Linked DNA regions of Homo sapiens: region 1 is linked to region 2. Evidence: chromatin loops called from intact Hi-C (ENCODE). Cell type or tissue: IMR-90. All regions are shown on one strand. Links, peaks and the distances in the headings refer to the core of each region. The heading gives the core; the rest is flanking DNA. Region 1 has its middle 23 kb from the start of LLPH. Region 2 overlaps HMGA2 (high mobility group AT-hook 2).

Region 1 (10,543 bases), core at 2,835-6,834, 280 kb after region 2:
TATGTTGCTTAAAGGTGATAAGTGTTATGAAAAGAGAGAAGGCAGAATAGGTTAAGGAGAATCAGGAGTACTAGAGCAGGACTGGGGAGGGGTGTCAGGTTGCAATATTAAATGTATTGGCCAGAGTTGGTCCCATTAGGAAGGCAACATTCAGCAAAGATTAGCAGGTGAGAGAGATATCTGGGGCAAATATCTGAGAGCAGCAGATACCTAGAGGACAAGTTCTTGAGAAAGAGAAAGCTATGTCACTAAAGCAAGAGTATGGCTGATATGTTTAAGAAACAGCAAGGAGTCCAGAATGGCTGGAGCAGAGTAAGTGAAGAAGAGAACAGCAGGAGATGATTGTCAGAGAAATAAAGTGTAGAAAAATGATAGGGCATTGTAAGGATTTGGGCTTTTAGTTTAGATGGAATGAGGTTTTGAGCAGAAGATAACTGGATATGAATTACATTCCAAAAGGATCGCTCTGAGTAGACAATAGGTCGGCAAAGTAAGAACAAGGAGACCTATTTGGAGGCTATCTTAGTGGTCCAGATGAGAGATGACCATGGCGTAGACAAAGATGGTAATTAGTGAGGATGCTAAAAAGTGGTAAGATGCTGATTCAGTTCTGAAAGTAGAACCAATCACATTTGTCAAGAAATTGTATAAAGATGTGAGAGAAAGAGAAGATTCAATGATGACTCCAAGGATGTTGGCCTAAATGATTGGAGGATGGATTTTCCACTTTGAGAGAAGGCTGTAGGTAGAGCAATTTTGGAAGGGACACACTTGAGTTTGAGACATCTGTTAGACATTCAAGGGGATTTTGCCTCTGGAGCTCAGGAGAGCTGGTCGGAGATGGAACCATGGGTGTCCTCAGTATTTACAGCTATGAGAGTAGTCAATGGAAAGGAATGAGCCCTGGGACTCTCCAATGGTGAGTGCTTGTGGAGAGAAGAAGGAGCCACAAAGGAAATTGAGAGGGAAGCTCCAGTGAGACAGGCAGAAAACCATGAGTGAAGTGTCTTGGAATCCAGATGAAGAGTGGCATTATAAGTCCAACTCTCCACTGGCATAGTTGGAATGTGTCCCTTCCAGTGGGATTAGGTGCCCTTATAAAGAGGCTTGACAGAAGGAGTTCATTCCTTCTTGCACTTCCACCTTCTGCCATGTGAGGACACAGCACTCTTCCCCTCTAGATAATGCAGCCCTCACCAGATACCAGATGCCAGTGCCTTGATTTTGGCTTCCCAGCCTCCAGAAGTGTGAGAAATAAATTTCTAGGATTTATAAATCACCAAGTCCCTATAAATCATCCAGGTATTTTGTTATAGCAGCACAAATGGACTAAGACATTTATTAACCTGTAAGAAGGCTATACATCCATGCCACTTGCCATGCAGCTTCACAGCGCCCTCCCACTGTGGGTGAAGGTACTTTCCCACCCCCGCACTGGGCTTGGGTATGTGACTTGTGTTGGTAGGTATGAATGAAACAGAGGCTTGAAGTGGACTTGCCTTGTTTCTTTTATCTCTTGCATTCCTGGCATTTTCCTTGAAAAGGACATGTCCTGGATAGCTGCTGATTGAGGGAGAATGAAAGACTCATGGGGCACACCTGAACCCAATGTATAGTTTAAACCTATCTGCCCTCATCTAACCAGCAGACCTGTGAGCATAAGAAAGCAATGCTTATTTTTATAAGCCACTGAGTTTGAGCTGATTGTTATAACAATAATAAGCTTGCTGGCTTATTATTATAAGCCACTGAGCTCCTCATGCAACATCATTTCAGTTAACTGTGTCCCCAGTTACACAAGTCCCCCAGAAACACTTATACCACCCAAAGAAAAGGAGAGTCTCCCTACCTTGATCCGACCTGACTTTACTTGATTTAAATAGATGTAACATTTCTTCCACCTGCATGATGTGGCAAAAATTTGTTCCTGCTGATGCATGCGTGTGTGTGTGTGTGTGTGTGTGTGTGTGTGTGTGAATATTTCTCAGTCCACGCCCATGGTCATGCTTTAGAGCCACTAGATTAGATGACCTCTAAGGTTTCTTCCAAATCTAAAATTTCATGATTCTGTATCATCCAGTTCATGCCATTTGTTCACTGCTTCACCTGTATCTCCTCCATTCTGGCAGCTTCTGCTTCAAGTTAATTGGAGGTCATTGTCTGCCCCCTCTGCTTTAGTGTCATTATTTCTGAGATCCTTTGCAACCAGAAAAGGCAAGAGGCCTCCACCCATCCAGAGGTTTGTATCACAGCCTTAAGATAAGAGGGCAAGGGACGAGTACAGAGATGGAGTGCATGTGGTGTGAATAATCCCACGGTGTGGGGAGGAGCAGTAGGAACAGTTGTTGCTGGAGGATACCAACCTTGATCCTAGACTTCCAAATCAAATTGCTGCTTGCAATGGGTTAAGTCAGCTCTGGGAAATAGGGCAAATAGATTTGCCATTTGAATAGAGAGTATACAACAAAGGAAGAAATGTACGTAACTATGTGGAATATTGGAAAGTCTCATCATCATGGATATCCCACTGACATCTTGGAAATTCCTAGACAGGGCCTGTCATTAAATACAGGTGGATATTGGGAGAATAAGTGCTGTGTGCTCTCTCTGTCTGTCTCTGTTTCCGTCTCTCTCTCTCTCTCCTCTCTCTCGCTGTCTCTCTCTCTCTCACACACACACAGACGCGCGCGTGCACGTGCACACACACACATACACAGAGAAGCTTCCTATAACTTCTGGGGAGCATACAAAGTTAATGGGATATAAATTCCATCTTTTAAGGAACTCCTGGGTCCTTTTTTAAAAAAAGAAAATTTTAGAGAGAGTCTCTCTCTGTCTCCCAGGCTGGAGTGCAGTGACGTGATCATAGCTCACTGCAGCCTCAAACTCCTTGATTCAAGCAATCCTCCAATCTCAGCCTCTTGAGTAGCTGGTAGTAAAGGTGTGCACAACCACACCTGGCTAATTTTTTTTTAAATTTTGTAGAGAACCTCGTCCATGATGAGCACTTTTAGAGTTACAATTCATAAGGTGTCAACATAGAAAGCAGACTGGCATTCACATTAGCCATGAAAAGACTCTTTCTATCTAAATAGCTTAAAGTTTACTGGATTAAAAAGGAATTTCCTTCTTTATCTATAGAGATTATAGAATTGCTTCTTTTGTGATTTCCTTCTCTGTCTCTCCCGGAAGGCTGATCTACTCCTACTTGATTCTTACTGATCCAAATCATCCTACTCCAAAGAAGCTGAGTTGAGGTTTAGACAGACCACAGACTCTGTTTTATTGTCTCACTACTATAAAAGAGGGATAAAGATCCAATAAGCACTGCTCACTTTTCTTGAACATCTTGAGACCCTGGTCTCTTTCATTGGTAACCTTTAATTCTGGTTCAAGTGGTGAGAATGTATGTGTGTGCACATGCAAATGCATATGTTAGAAATGAGAATACTTTTTAAAGCACAAAATAAACTTTTCAGAAGCTTACCCGATATTAAGTCACTCTGGGAAGCCATATGCTTATTGCAATTTTGAGGCATTCATTCATCAGCAAGGTTTTGAAGGCTGGCTACACTGAGTGGAATATGGTCATTTAACAATGTAATCTTTGTAAGGGTCATCAATCTCATTTGAATAAATATATCAGTTAAATAGATCAATTTCAGTTAAATAAAATTATGGTACATACATAAGATGGAAAGTATTTCCAACTCTGAAGCTCTTAAAGAGAATTATTTAGCCCACCTCCAAGATATGCTGTTAAGTGAAAAAAGACAGACGCAACAGTGTGTTTCGTGAGCTACCATTTATGTAAGGAAAAAAAGGATATATATGTATATGCTTATATTATAAAAGCCCAAAACGTTTCTGAAAGACTACATAGGAAACTATAACTGTGGTTGCCTGTGGGAGGGTGGCCCCAGACAAGGCATGAAACCAGAGAAATGTATTTGCGACTGTGTATTTGAATTTGTCGTACATGTATATATTTTGCCTATTCAACAACAACAAAAAACTCAAAATAATAAAAAAGAAGTCATCTTTAGTCCTATCTTTAGTAGTTATGTGGTAGAGCACTCTACTGACATGAGGCTGGGCTTTGGGATCAGACAGGTGAAAATTTGGATCCAGGAAGGGCTCCGTGGCTCACGCCTGTAATCCCAGCACCTTGGGAGGTAAGAGGGGAAGATCGCTTGAGCTCAGGAGTTTGAGACCAGCCTGGGCAACATAGTGAGACATCCATCTTTATTTCTATTAAAAAATAATAATAATAAAATAAAATAAAAATAAATAAATAAAAGATTTGAATCCACATGTTAACTGGGAGACTTCCTGGAGGTGCCTTACCTTCTCTGACTACCCATTTACTTCTATGTAAAATGAGGAAAATGATAACCACCTAAAAGGATGGCATCCAGGATTAAGAAAAATAATGAAAGGAAAGACCCAATAGGCACTCAGAAAACTTTATTCCTCTTTCCTCCCTGCATGTAGGAAGGATCCTGGATTGGTTATATGATGTCGTTAGTAATTTTTTTTTTTTTTTTTTTTTGAGACGGAGTTTCACTCTTGTTGCCCAGACTTGAGTGCAATGGCGCCATCTCGGCTCACTGCAACCTCTGCCTCCCAGATTCAAGTGATTCTCCTGTCTCAGCCTCTGAGACAGTAGCTGGGATTACAGGCACATGCTACCATGTCTGGCTAATTTTTTTGTATTTTTAGTAAAGACGGGTTTCATCATATTGGTCAGGCTGGCCTCGAACTCCTGACCTCACGTGATTCGCCCACCCTAGCCTCCCAAATTGCTGGGCGCCCGGCCTGCCCTTAGTAATTTTTAAAGAGTTAATTGATTGCAGCCTGTTTACATTCAAAAATCTTTGATAAGAAGTGCCTCCATGTGCTACAGGAACAGATCCTGGGAGCCGACCTCGGTGCCTCAAAACCAAGATCCCAGCTGAAGCATTGTCTTGGAAGGAAGGTGGGTGTGAAGAAAAAAAGGAAAGAAAGGAAAAAGCAATTTTTTCTCTTTGTCTCAGTGCATGAAATTTCACCATTAAAGTTCTCTCTTTTATATCTTGGTGGCTAGTAAATCCCTAACAGCCCTAATATAGATGATATTTAAACCTCATCTGCTAACACTTTGCAGGGAATTCGTTTAAGCAATTAAAATCTTCCCTTTCCTCAAACACCGCCATCCGTAAAACAGAGAACCGTGAAAGGGAAGGCCGATGGCCCTCTAGTCTAGTCCAAACTGCAACCTGATAAGATTTTAGAAGTCACTCCTTCCTCAAGACCCTTTACTGCCATCTGCTGGAAAAATTTGGTATTAACACACAGATTGCCCTATGACTACAAGACAATGGACCCTCTGGGATTGTGCAACAAACACACCGCTTGCAGAACTGTGAGCAATGCCCCAAAACAAGCTTCACAGTTTTGCCAAGGGCTGGCACTACTGCAGCACAGCCGCCCTTGATCGGTTGCTGTCCCTTCAGGCGTGCGTCCCATGTGAATTCTTTCCTGCCAGGACTTTCCTTGATAACTCTTGTCCATCCATGGTACTAGATGATTATAGCTCCCTTTCTCCAGAACCTCTAGAATGGAATATCTGCAGGGCCCCTTCAGACCATTTCAAAGACCCCTTTAGGTGTCCACGACCTCCCCAGGTGAAAAATTTTTTAAGGAATGTGAATTCATTTTTCCATCATTACTTGAGGCAGCACCATAAATTGTGACAGTGGAGGCCTAATGGAATGCAGCATCGCACGCGAGCCCCATGGATGGGAAACAGACCTGATTAGGTGCCATCAAAACAACACAACTGACCATTGGAAACTCTGCTGAGGTCTCAGGTGCTGAGGAGCAGGAGAGAAGAAGAGAAAGAAGTCCTGTGGGGCTCACACAGCCGGCCAGCCTCTCATCTCAAAGACAGAAACGAGGTTTGGCTTCATTCTTTTCTGCCCACTGATTGCTTTATTTCAAATTACCCTAACTACTTAGCATGGCAAATTAAGTTAAAACCCCCAAAAGTTTGCGGAGAATGTCATCTAATCTGATTAAAAGGAATAGTCCCGTCACAAGCTAGGGAGGAAATGGAAATTACTCTGAGTGCAGTGCTATTAAATAATTTGCATAGACTTGCATATGGTATACATCAGAAAAGCATATGCTCTTTAGATTTAATGAAATAATTTTCCCTTTCTAAAGACTCTTACAGTCTCTGTCCTTCCCTATCTGTCTTTTCCTCTTCCCAGCTGTCTCTTTTTGAATGCTAAAATTATTTCATGAGGAGGGTACATAGCAATGCACAAATTACATGAAATATGTTAATAATCTTCCTGCTGGCAGGGCTGGGAGGCCCTGAAACTGCATTGCCAAACTTCCCAAATGTCCCCCTTGTCAATCTCACATAATTAAAGGCTCCCTTTACAACCTTAAAAGGTTCCGTTTGATTCATTTGGGGCTTCCATTGATGGGGGAAGGGTGGTTAAAACCAATCCTTTGGCTCTACTTTCCCAAATAATGTCTTCCTAACTCTATGCAATAGCATCTAAATCAAAATGAAAATGAAAGGAAAAATTGCCATCATGCCCATGTCATCTACATCAGTTGAGTCTGTGACACTGCCATTGAGGTTGCACACATACAATAATCATCCTTGAAAGATTTTTGTGCCTGCTCTGCTTTTCAGGATTCAAAACCCTTGACAAATGTTAGCTGCTATTAAAGCATCACCCCCATTCTATCAATGGAAACAAGGAAGCCCAGATAGGGGAGTATGATGGGCTAGTGGCTATTGGCCGGGGAAGGGAAGGGGAGGGGAGATGAAATCTAACTATTTTTGTATTCTCTATGGATATTCACTAGTTTTTTAGTAATATTTTAGCAGATCTCATGTTCAGTTGTAATGTAGCCAACAGAGGAATTCTAGTGAATTCCCCAACAAAATTACATTAGGATCAAATGTGATCGTTATAAACACTATCCAGATGTTGGGGATGGACTGGATATAACTCTTTAAGCCCCAAATTACAGTATAATAAATGCAAGCATGGGGATCTGCCAATACATCTGAACTTCGTGTCGGAAACCAGGTCTGACCTTAATTTAACTCTGTAAGGACCTAAGAATTTCCCCACTTGTATAGTTAGGATGCATTCAAACATCTCCAAGTGCCATATTGTCATGAGTTTTATCACTTACTTGAAGCATGACCATATCAGATTCTGGAGTCAAGCCAATCTTAATGCAAGCATTTTATTAACACATTTAGAAAGGAAACAGAATCACAACTAGAAATAACTATTGAGGTTATGAAACAAACCTGTGAAATGAAATACAATATAATATTAAAATCACATTTGTCCTTGGTAAATCTCAGGGAGTTAAGATAGTATAATAAGCACACACTAAAATATTGTACTACGTAAACCAGCAATGCAAATTACTACAGGCCCACAGAGAAAGATATAATTTGGCAAGAAAAAATTTCATCTTCTGCTCCTGAAATCTTTTCATTATGCAGGGTTGTTAGAAATTGATAACTTTGTGTGATAGCTCAAGATCAGGACCGAATATATCATAATTAGAATATCAGTGGTTATAGGGAAGATAAATAGTTCAAATATTCTAGTGTCAAATATTTTAAAATAATAGGCCCTTTGGAAAGCTGGAATCAATAGACTAACCAATTTATTAAGTAGTAAACTATGGGATGACTGCTATCTGTGTGATATCATGTTGGGTAATGCTGGAAGAAACAGAAAGTAAAAAGAAAGATTTTAAGGAGTTCCAAATATGTATCAGGTCCTTTAAGAAATGCATGTTCTTTATCTGATTTTAATGTAGGATGTATCAAACCACAGAATGGTCTCCTCCCTGGAGAAACTTAAAATATAGTGCCAAAGTTATGAAATATACAACCCCCCAAAATTCAGAAGTTAAACCATCAAACAAAATAATAGATGTCATGGCCGAGTGTGGTGGCTCACGCCTGTAATCCCAGCACTTTGGGAGGCCGAGGTGGGCAGATCACCTGAAGTTAGGAGTTCGAGACCAGCCTGACCAACATGGCAAAACCCCATCTCTACTAAAAATACAAAAAAAATTAGCCGGGCTTGGTGCCACATGCCTGTAGTCCCAGCTACTCAGGAGGCTGAGGCAGGAGAATTGCTTGAACCCAGGATCCAGAGGTTGCAGTGAGCTGAGATTGCACCACTGCACTCCAGCTTGGGTGACAGAGCAAGACTCCATCTCAAAAATAATAATAATAATAATAATAATAATAATAATAATAATAATAGATGTCACAAGTCAGCATAAGTAAAGCATTGAGGGTCTCTGTGCATCTCCCACCACCAACTCTCCAAATGAAAAAAGCTATTTGTATCAGTTGAAAAGTATTGAAAACACCTGAAATCTGCTACCAAAAATGTGAATGCTATGTCATAATTGTTTACCAAGAGTTTTTTTAAATCATTCTTTTTTTACAAAAAAAGTAAAAATTTATCATTATCACATTCATACAGCCTGTGAATCTCCCTTTGCTCCTTCCTGCTCCCAGCCCCTTATGTTTTTGTCACTTGTTATATGACATTGAGGTAGACCAACAAAAAAAGAGTTCTCAGAATGGGAAATTTGAGTGAGCTGGCACTGTGGGCCTCAAAATCATCTCAGAGGAATAATCAGAAGAATATATATCTGTCCATTGACAGATAACCTGATACACAATGTGTGATATATGCATACAATGAGATATTCCTTGGCCTTAAAAAGGAATGAAGTACTGATGCATACTACAAGATGGATAATAGAGAACCTTGAAAACGTGATGCTGAGTGAAAGAAGCCAGACACACAAGGACAAATATTCCATGATTCCCTTTATATGAGGTATCTAGAGTAGTCAAATTCAGAGAGAGCAAGCAGAATAGTGGAGACTAGGGGTGGAGGGAGGGGAGAATGGGGGGTAATTGTTTAATGGGTGCAGAGTTTCTGTTTGAAATGATAAAAAATTCTGGAAACAGTAGTGACAGTGGTGATGATTGCACCACGCTGTGAAGGTACTTAATGCCACTGAATTGCACACTTAGAAATCGTTAAAAAGATAAATGTTTATGTTTGTATATTTTACCACAATAAAATATCTACTGTTTTCTCTCAGGAAAAAGCAGTAGAAGCCAAGATGCCCTGGCAGTGACAGCCATGGAGTGTGTGAGGAAAAGAGATTACAGAGCGTAAGTGGCATGGGTTTACCTAAGGCAGTTTCCTCCCAGGGCCGGTCAGTGTGTGTCAAACAAAAGGGACTGTCTAGCTAGAGATCACTTTAGAAGTGTCTGACCCATCTAAAGGCAACAATCTCATCAAAAAAACAAAGCAGAACACTGTACAAAGTCTCTCCAGGGCAAGGGTACCAATTTGTCACTCCTGGTATTAGACATCAATATAATGTTAGACCTGCCAGATTGCAGTGGTTGTGAAATCAACTGGAAGTGAAGAAATGGAAGAGAGTATGCTAAGAAGCTTCAATTTGGTCTTGCAGCCATGGGAAGTTTCCTAGCAGGAGAATGACTTACTGAAAGGAATGTTTTAAAAGGCTTAAATTTTACAACCCTTCAAGGGTACCCCAGACAAGCACTCACTCACTCCTGGAAGGATTACTAATTGTTTCAGCCTTTCAGGAGAGCAGTTTGGCAATACAGATAAGGAGTCTTAAAGAAAAGTTCATACTCTTCTAGAACCCTTCCTCAAGAATATAATCAGATAAGGATTAGACTTACATGTAAGGTCATTAATATTACAGAGAAGTATTTTAATAGCAAAAATAAAAAGTTTTTTCAGAAAAAAATTAAATGTCCAAAAGTAGACAAATAAAAAAATATATAGTTTATCACAAGACAGAATGAGGGAACTTTTCAAACAACACTCTTAAAAAATTTCCAGCAGCATGGGAAAAAAATCCCCATGATATAAAGTTAAGAAAGCAGAATATAAAATTATACAGTATTAAGACAATTATGAAAATATACACAGAGCTACACATTCTCTGGGTGGTTGGATTATGAATTATTTATTTCATTTATACTTTCTTGGGTTTTAAAATTTTCTCCAACATACATGTGTTACTTTTATGAGAAAAAACAACAAAAGTTATGGAAAGAAAAAGAAGTTGACAACCACACAAGATGAATTAGAAGGGAAAGAGTAGAGACAAAAACAAAAAAAATCTGGCCTTTGATGGAGGGCATGGGGGAGGGGGGAAGTTTGTTACTGCTGTTTTGTTTTGTTTCAAGTAAAAGATGTTATACTACCTGTGGAACAAAGAGGCACAGCCACCAATGGGAAAGGATTGGTTATTAACTACGGCAGAAACAGACCTACAGAAAAGATCACTAGTCACACACCATAGCTTTATTTAACAACCCCTCTTTTATAGAAAAGAATACAATTAATTTTGACATTAGTCCAAATGTTATTATTTGTGTGGTTAATTGTCACCTATTTATGGTTTTGAAAAAGATTGGTCTGTGAATACAAAGACTCTT
Region 2 (8,798 bases), core at 851-4,850:
CTAGGAGGCGCGGTGCCACCCACTACTCTGTCCTCTGCCTGTGCTCCGTGCCCGACCCTATCCCGGCGGAGTCTCCCCATCCTCCTTTGCTTTCCGACTGCCCAAGGCACTTTCAATCTCAATCTCTTCTCTCTCTCTCTCTCTCTCTCTCTCTCTCTCTCTCTCTCTCTCTCTCTCTCTCTCGCAGGGTGGGGGGAAGAGGAGGAGGAATTCTTTCCCCGCCTAACATTTCAAGGGACACAATTCACTCCAAGTCTCTTCCCTTTCCAAGCCGCTTCCGAAGTGCTCCCGGTGCCCGCAACTCCTGATCCCAACCCGCGAGAGGAGCCTCTGCGACCTCAAAGCCTCTCTTCCTTCTCCCTCGCTTCCCTCCTCCTCTTGCTACCTCCACCTCCACCGCCACCTCCACCTCCGGCACCCACCCACCGCCGCCGCCGCCACCGGCAGCGCCTCCTCCTCTCCTCCTCCTCCTCCCCTCTTCTCTTTTTGGCAGCCGCTGGACGTCCGGTGTTGATGGTGGCAGCGGCGGCAGCCTAAGCAACAGCAGCCCTCGCAGCCCGCCAGCTCGCGCTCGCCCCGCCGGCGTCCCCAGCCCTATCACCTCATCTCCCGAAAGGTGCTGGGCAGCTCCGGGGCGGTCGAGGCGAAGCGGCTGCAGCGGCGGTAGCGGCGGCGGGAGGCAGGATGAGCGCACGCGGTGAGGGCGCGGGGCAGCCGTCCACTTCAGCCCAGGGACAACCTGCCGCCCCAGCGCCTCAGAAGAGAGGACGCGGCCGCCCCAGGAAGCAGCAGCAAGTCAGTACGAGGGCGCGGTGGGGGCACCAGCCCACCCCGTCCCCACTGCCGGGGCCCAGACACGCGCGGGGCGGCCGGAGTGCGGGAGCCCAGTCGCCGCGGCCGTCGCACACTGCCCGCCGGCCGGCCGGGGGGAGCGGCGCAGACCCCACGAGTGCGCCGCGCGGCCCCGGGGCGCCAGCAACCCTCCGGGCGGGGAGGTGGGGAGCCGCGGCGGGCGGCCCGGGGAAGGCGGGAGGTGGGGTCGGGCGAAGCGCGTCCTCGGACTTTCGCTATTGTGCACGGCCCCGAGTGGCGCGGTGTCGCCCAGTGACTGGAAGCGACCGGGATCCGACAAACCCGGGCTCGCAGGCGCTTTCCGAGTTGCTTTTGCAACTGCCCGGGAGGAAGGAGGTGCCGGGGACCCGGGCGCTTCGGCCGATCTGGGCTGAAGGGGCTAGAGTCTTGGGGGCCGGAGGCTCTTTCTCCCGCCTCCCGGGGCTGCTCGCGGGTCGGGGGCTGGCGCGCCGCAGCCGCCCCCTTGGCGCCCTCCTCCAAGCTCTCGGTGGCCCAAGACTCGCGCCCTCCCGACAAAGAACGCATGGAGACCCGGCTGCCTGGTCCTTTTTGGGCTCTTTAAATATGCGGCGGCCGCCGGAGGGAGCCCGGGGCAGGGGCTACGGGGAGCCTGGTTCCCCGCAGGACGGGGTTAACTCGCCCAGCTAAGGGCGCGTTGAAAGGAGTGTCCAAGAGAGTGCAGGGTAGCCAGGGTCGCTTCCTTGTCAGGGGCCCGGTCCCCCTTTTGCCCCTGGATCTCGCGCCTCAGAGCTGCAGCCATTAAATGCTCTTCTCCAAGGCCAGTGGCCGGGGGTTGAGTAGGGGACGATCGAGGGGCGCCCGGGACCCTGCGGAGTGGAGGGTTTTGTCTGCGGATGCAACCAATTAAGCGTGCAGCCGGCGCTTGCAGAGCTGCGCTCAGCGCGCAGGGCTGGGGGTTTTGTTCGCTGTAATTTCCAAGCCGCGGCGGGCAGAGTTGGAGCGGGATATGTCTATTGAGAACATTTAAACTCCACTTTCTCGGGCTTTAAAACTTGCTCTCTGCTTAGTCTTAAATCGCTTCCTTCATGGCAAACACGCCGATTAGAAAATAATCCTAGAGTCCCAAAGTTGTCCGAGAGCAAGGTGGGGAAACTGAACAATGTTTGCTTGCCAGTGCATTTTAGAAAAATTGAGAGTTGTACCTTTTTGAAATCATCAAAGGAAACAAGCCGATCTAGAGGCCCCTGAGTTTTCCCGCTCTGCCCAAGCGACACTTTACACCGCATTTGAATCCTGTTTTACACCTCCCAGGAAGTCTCTGCCCTCCCCCACTTGTTTCCCACCCGCCACCCAGTTCTAACTCACTAATTGCCCCCCCTCCAAAAAAAAAAAAAAAATCCAAAAGAAATTACAATGGGGTCTGGAGGTGATTGGATACTTTACCTTTGAGTTAAGGCAGAGTTCACAAAGAAAGAAAAATTTGTCTCCGATGTGTTTGCTCTCGATGTGCCCACTGGTGCTAGTGGTCCCACAGAAGCTTGCAGGGAACCTTCCCGAATTCTCTAAATGGGATGCGAATTTTCATTGAGGACGTTCATGGGTTTTAAGTTAATTAGTCTCACTTAATCACCGAATCTGAATGAAATGTGAATAGATGATTCACTGGATAAATATTTGGGATCTGGAATATTAATCATCGCATTCTCTTAACCACTTGAGTATTTACTACTTGGCATAGGAGCCATTTAAAGTTTTGCTAAACCAAGTGATTGCTTCCATTTCTCATTCCCAGACACTCCATTCCTCCTCGCTTTTACCTCCTTTTAGTTTTCTCCACTCCACCCCCATAAGAGTTTTCTCAAAAGAAAGTTTTGAAGAAAATATGTTTATTTTTATCAAAAGATATTTAAATTTAGACTGGAGGCCATGCCTGCATCTCCAAAAGGAAGTGGAGAATTGAAGCAATTAACTAGATGATTCAAGCAAAACCTCCCACCATAGATTTACTATAATTATTTGGAAATTTTAGGGGGAATGGAGTTATTTTGAACTGAAGAACTTGAATAATTGCTCCAGTATTTCACTCAAAATGTGTCAGTTGAATCATAATCCACCTAGAAGGCAGGTATACAAAGATGATTAAAGGCCACCTTTTCAATATGGAAGATTGTTGAAATATCTGTGATGGTAGCTTCGTATTTCTGTTGTTTGAAATGCTAGTATAATGCAGAGTGGTGTTCGTTTAAAATGCCTATTATTCCTATGAGTTGCCAAATGCATAGCCCTGTAAACTTTACACCTTAAAAGTATATGACTTTCTTTCTAGAACATGCCTCTTCAGTCTTTGTTACCATTTTAGGTTTGAAGTAGAATCTAGTTTTCATATACAAAATAGAGTTTCCTCTTTGAACCCTTGCATTAAAAGTATAGTTATTTCCCCTTTCTGTAAACTCTGTACCATCATCATCCATTTATGCTTGAACTGAACGTGTTCCAACAGCTCTTTTGAGCAGCACATGCAGAAAATATAGCTAAAGAGTCAGGGTCAATTTCTTTCAGACATTCTTGCCACAACAGCATTTTTTTTTCCCTCACAATTAGGAACCAACCGGTGAGCCCTCTCCTAAGAGACCCAGGGGAAGACCCAAAGGCAGCAAAAACAAGAGTCCCTCTAAAGCAGCTCAAAAGGTGAGATTTCTCAAGTCAAGCTCTCCTAACTTCATCAATGACTGACTACAGGAGCCTGCCTGTAACTTTCCCATTCTAACTCCGCAGCCAGGAATTTGTCCCAACTGGGTAACACAAGACTCATTTCTTACATTTAACATTAGTTAGATGCGAGTTAACCTTTTTTGTAAGCAGATGCTCAGCATAAAAAGTTTATGAAGATACTTAACAGTGTTGTTTTTAAACAAACAGCCACCAAATAATTTGAACCTTAAAACGGGTAGAAGTGAGGAAGGAAGGGGTTGCGGGGGGGGCGGGATGAAAATGACACAATTAATATTTGCACCAGTTGTAAATAGTTAAAAACAAATCAAAACTATAGATTTTGCCTGGTGGTAAAGTTTTTGCAATTTCCTCTGAAAAATGATAAAGATTGATTTACTTTGTGCTTATTACATGGCTACTGCAAACCAAATCCCCCTATTAAAGTACTTTGCCAAATAGACGATAATTAGAAGTAAATCTAGTTGTGGGATAGTGGAAAAATTCCATGAATTTTGCAGCTTTAATTGTGATAATAAAGTATACTGTTTGTTTTACAATAAACCTGCAGTATAGTATATCATAATCTCAAAATGCCTTTTCATCAAGTGACATAGAAATGTCTGAATTGGACAATGAGACTTTTTAAAACAAGTATTTGGCTCATTTAATATCTCTTTTTGGGCAGAATGGAACCCAGTTAAGTGTAATATTCAGTGTTTATCTTAATAAGTTTAAACTTGCAGTTTAAGATAACTTCAGGTTGGCTGTGTTTAAGCTAGCAAAGAGGAACTATGTCAGGGTTAATGCATGTATAGAGAAGTACCAGTCACTTTTTTGACTTTATAAATAAATTGGAAAAAAAAGTTTCTGCGTTGTATTTGTAGGTTTGTGTAGTAATTGAGAACAAAGTTTCAAAAATCAGAACTAAATTTGGATATACCTTTTCACCGGTTTTGGGTACTCCATGTACAGTATTTGTTAGAAAGGACTATATGCTCATCGTTTGGGGATTAATGTTTTGTGTGATTTTCTTTGTGACTGTGGGTACTAACTGTAATGTATGTAAACTGCCATAGCAACTAATGGTACATATAAAGTTATTTAGGAAGTTACTCTGAGTTCTTGTCTGTTTTAACAGTTTTGAACAGAGTTGAGGAGCATATTTTTAATATATTTAAATTTAATTGCTTCTTAGAGTTTAGATTTAATTGTTTCTTATTTAATCAATAAACTTTAAAATAGCTCTAAGTAACCTTGTTATTTAAAAATGGCAATATATAATCTGGTATTTTTAATATGAATACTTTACATTTGTTTCATTTTATCTCATTTATAAATTAACTAAAATGGACTGATTTTACCAAGGAGTTTTTCTATGTTGTGTAAGTGTGGAGTTTACCTAATTTACTTTTATTCTAAGGAGATGCACAAATGAATATCTTGTTAGATAGCTGACACGCATTTAAGCTGTGGTATAATTCCTCTGAAAAACACATCATGATAATATCTCCTAGGAAGAAATCTTTAAATTTCACCATAAATAAGTAATTTGAAATTTAATACTAAAAAGGAAAATGAATTGTCTCCCATATTTTACTATATTTCATGTTTTTTGGATGAATAGATAGAAACGCTCCCATCGCCTCCGCTTCATTTTAAAAAGCTTACCACTGACTAACAAAATTTGTATTGAGAAAAGGGAAGCTGAAGCTAGTGCCTAGTTTACCACCTAAAGCAAAATTTTTAAAGTTGATCTATTCCTAAGTAAGGGTTGATTTATTTTTAGTGACTCTAGTGACAGGCATTTGTAAATGACCCCCCTACGCCGCTCATCTTTCTGAAAATTCTTCATGTGTATGCATACATTATTCCAATTTCCAAAACAGAAGTAGGCTTTCTTTTTTCTAAAGATTCCTTCTCCAGAATCTTTCATTCTTTCAGACACAATTATTTCCTACAATGGTGTTATAAAAATCCCTCTTGTAATAAAAATGAATAAATACATTTGCCCATAACATGACTTATTTTTCTTCAGTTTTATAAATTACGCTTCATCTGGAGAAGAGAATACCTTGCAAAATAATGAATGACATTGATGAATCGTTCATGGCATGTGTAAACTTAAGGTATTTTCACTTTCAAATCAGAATTTGTTGAGTATGTTACTATTCTATATAAATATGATTTTCAAACATTTGTTTATTAAGCATATATTGTGTTCTAACAAAACATATATGTTCGTCAGGATTTTGCAATGCAAATCTTTTTAGAAAAAGTTATATTGTTCATAACATGTAAGATAAACATACCCTGTGAGACTGACCAGAATAGATATGAGAAGTCTTCTATGAGTAACAAAGTGAGTGTTTTCCTGTAAACTGAGACCCATCACAATGCAAAATACATTGCAAAGACTGGTAAGTATATGAGAAGAAAGAAGCCTAAAATTAGAGGAGCTGCAATGCACACTGAAATCCTGATGGTTATATACTTAAAATTTCTTGCTGCTTGGAGTTTCTTGACTTACAAAGTTTATATTTGGATTCAGTAATTGGCCTTGGGACATTTGAAAACAAAGCTGTTGATTTGAAAATTAACAGTGTGAAACTGGACAATGCATGCAGAATGTTGCAAGACCAAGTGAATGACTACTAAATTAGCCATCACTTCAATTTCAAACCATATTCAGTAGAAAATTGATTTATATAATATGTAAAACAAAGACATTTATAAGAACACAATTTCCTATGCTTGGAACTTTTGGAAGAGAAGATAATTATTCTTCAATCTACTTAATATTCCATTAAAACTAATTACTATGCATGACCATTGTGTAATGATTCTAGTCATTCCTCAGAACTCCAATCTGAGTGCTCAAAATTTGTCCCTGAATCAGTTTCATATAGTTACCTGAATAAAAGAAATCAGAAGTTAAAGTTTTCCTGAATAATTCATTTGTCCATGTGTGTATACGTCTGTGTGAGCATATCTTTACCCTTTTATTTATTTTTTAGTCTGAGGTACACCTATGACCAGTTATGTCTTAACTTCCTTTTTTGTTTTGTTTTGCTTTGCTTTGCTTTCCTGGTTGTGGTGGATGGAAATCTTTGCATTTTTACAGTTCCCAGATGGTTAGAGAGAAAGAAGTTATAATCTCCTTTAGTTTAGGGTTTTGTTGTACTTTTTTAATCATGACAGAATACTGGAGGGGTTGTCACTAATTCTTCAGTGTTGAAGGTCTCAGGTCAAATTCACCTTTAAGTTTTAAGCCAATTCTCATTCACATATTTTAGGAAGTTTTTTTCTGAGGTTGAATTAAATTTTATTGGAAGGAAAATGAAAATAAAAAAAAAAGATCTCAGGTGTGAGATAACCCTACTTCATCATGTCATATATTTGTTCACCACCCTTTTGACTTTAGGTGTAATGGACAGATCTAGGAAGCAAAGTGCAGAATGAAAATATCTAGATAAAGTAGTTATAGTTAAAATAATGTGTTCAGAGTAAATGTTTAATCTCTATGTTTGATTTGCTATAAAAAGAAGGCCTGAATTAATTAGATACTGTAAAGACTACTTCATGCTCCTTCTAATCATTTGCATTTCTCGAAATGTGGTTTGCTTTTCATAATCATTACCCACACCAATCACAGATATTTTAAAAAGAGAGAAGATAGTTTTAGTCACCATTTCAGAAAAATCATTCAGCATAAATGCTGAGTGAGGACAGAATTTTCTTCAGAATATAGTAGGCCTAATTAAAAGGAGAAACCAAAGACATTATTATTGGTGAGTTAAGGAAAGGTAACTTTGGAAGTTATCATATAATTCTGGCCTATGGTTTCTAAATTAAACTACTATGATTTAGTTTAATTCCTCTGTGTTTCAATGGGCAGGTAAGTTTTATTGTGGGATTCAGGGCCCTATCTGAGGATACAAATGAATTCAGGCGGATTCAGGGCCCTATCTGAGGATACAAATGAATTCAGCAGGTGAAATTAAGTAAAGTCCAACTGTTGTTCCATTATCTTGATATTTAGGCTGACTTACCTAAACAATTGACTAATTTTTTTCTTTCACTTTGCCAGGGAAGACAAAGCCTTACTTAATGCACCAGCACATTCTATCTGGTAATGCTTTTAATCATCACAGATTATGATCCAAATATGGGAGATTGAAATACATTTGAATTATCTTATGAAGTAATTTTATTTCAAGGGACCTATAGTTCTACTTCTCTGGAAGCTCTCATCCTTCTGAACTCTTCTGAACTTGAAGTCTCCTCATTTCTCTGGCTGACCTACATTCCTGGCTCATTTTTATCTCAAGTTCTCAACAGATCATTTTGCTAAGGAGATAGAATATACCAGATTGGTATTCTATTGCATTTCAGTTCTTTCTTGAGAATAGATGGGTGCTGAAGAGGATTTTATGTCAGTTAAATCATTCAAACATGTCTTGTCTTGTTAGTTGACTTTCTGCAGTTTACAGAGCAGAAGGCACAAAGTGGAAACTGAATTAATTTCACTGATTCTGAAGGTTTTAGTTATGAATCTTTGTTCTGCCAACCAAGAGAAAAGGGGAAATAGAGAACTGTTATTTGTTAGGGCATTGCATTATTTCATATTGTTTTAATACACTGAGCAATTTTGAATGGCATATTCTATTTAAATTAGGGAAGAGTAGTGCAGGCATTCTCTTTTGTCTAGGATCATGTTTGCTCAGAAGGTAACTCCTGTGATCAATAGCAATGATCTCTTGTATCATTGCTATTGATTTTTATGATTACAAAGAAGTAGAGAGAAGATTTGGAGGAGAAGAATCTTAAACTTTGAAAATGATAACTTTGCCTGTCATTTGGCTTTGGTTTTAATTTAGTGTTTGTATACATGAAGATAAGCATGTGCAAAATAAGGACACCAGAGTTGACAGTAAAGGCTAACTTGGGTAATAGGCAGGAACTACAATGGGTGATGGAAATTACTTATATTTTCTATTGGAAAATATATTGTGATAGCAAATTGTAATGTCTCTTCAAGGCTAAAAGTGTTGCATGTAAAATTAGGAAACTTACAGAACTGGATTATCAAAAAGGTAAAATGAGAATTTCCTCAGTACTTAGTGGGATTGATTCGTAGAGTTGATTTTGATATCAGTGTACATTGATTTATACTGTTTATATTTTTAAAAATAGCAACTGAAGGAAATAAAATGTGCTTTCTAGGCTTTGGATAGTGGGCTTCATGCAAATCAAGATACATGCAAACAAGACAG

The links. A loop is a pair of places that touch in the nucleus more often than their neighbours do. Peaks named below come from ENCODE experiments on the same cell type or tissue, not always from the same donor. Only the 100,000 strongest peaks of a DNase experiment are listed, where the experiment ranks them.
Region 1: it touches region 2 in a loop (6-fold over the local background); 3 of 110 quality-filtered maps call a loop at or near these places.

The regions. Positions count from the first base shown.
Region 1 is chr12:66,102,281-66,112,823 of GRCh38, forward strand. No RefSeq gene overlaps it. Among named protein-coding and RNA genes, the nearest start is that of LLPH, 23 kb to the right of the region's middle. RefSeq lists an enhancer at 5,010-5,511. In IMR-90, for the core only: a CTCF peak has its summit at 5,308 (motif pointing left); a DNase peak (open chromatin) is centred at 5,321.
Region 2 is chr12:65,824,587-65,833,384 of GRCh38, forward strand. HMGA2 (high mobility group AT-hook 2) reads left to right here. Exons shown (of 5, transcript NM_003483.6): 1 at 1-795; 2 at 3,415-3,501. The coding sequence starts at 685. It also overlaps the pseudogene RPSAP52. Among named protein-coding and RNA genes, the nearest start is that of HMGA2, 4.5 kb to the left of the region's middle. RefSeq lists an enhancer at 1,017-1,624. In IMR-90, for the core only: no CTCF peak of the experiment used is centred there; a DNase peak (open chromatin) is centred at 2,465; H3K4me3 peaks cover 3,611 bases; H3K27ac peaks cover 2,944 bases.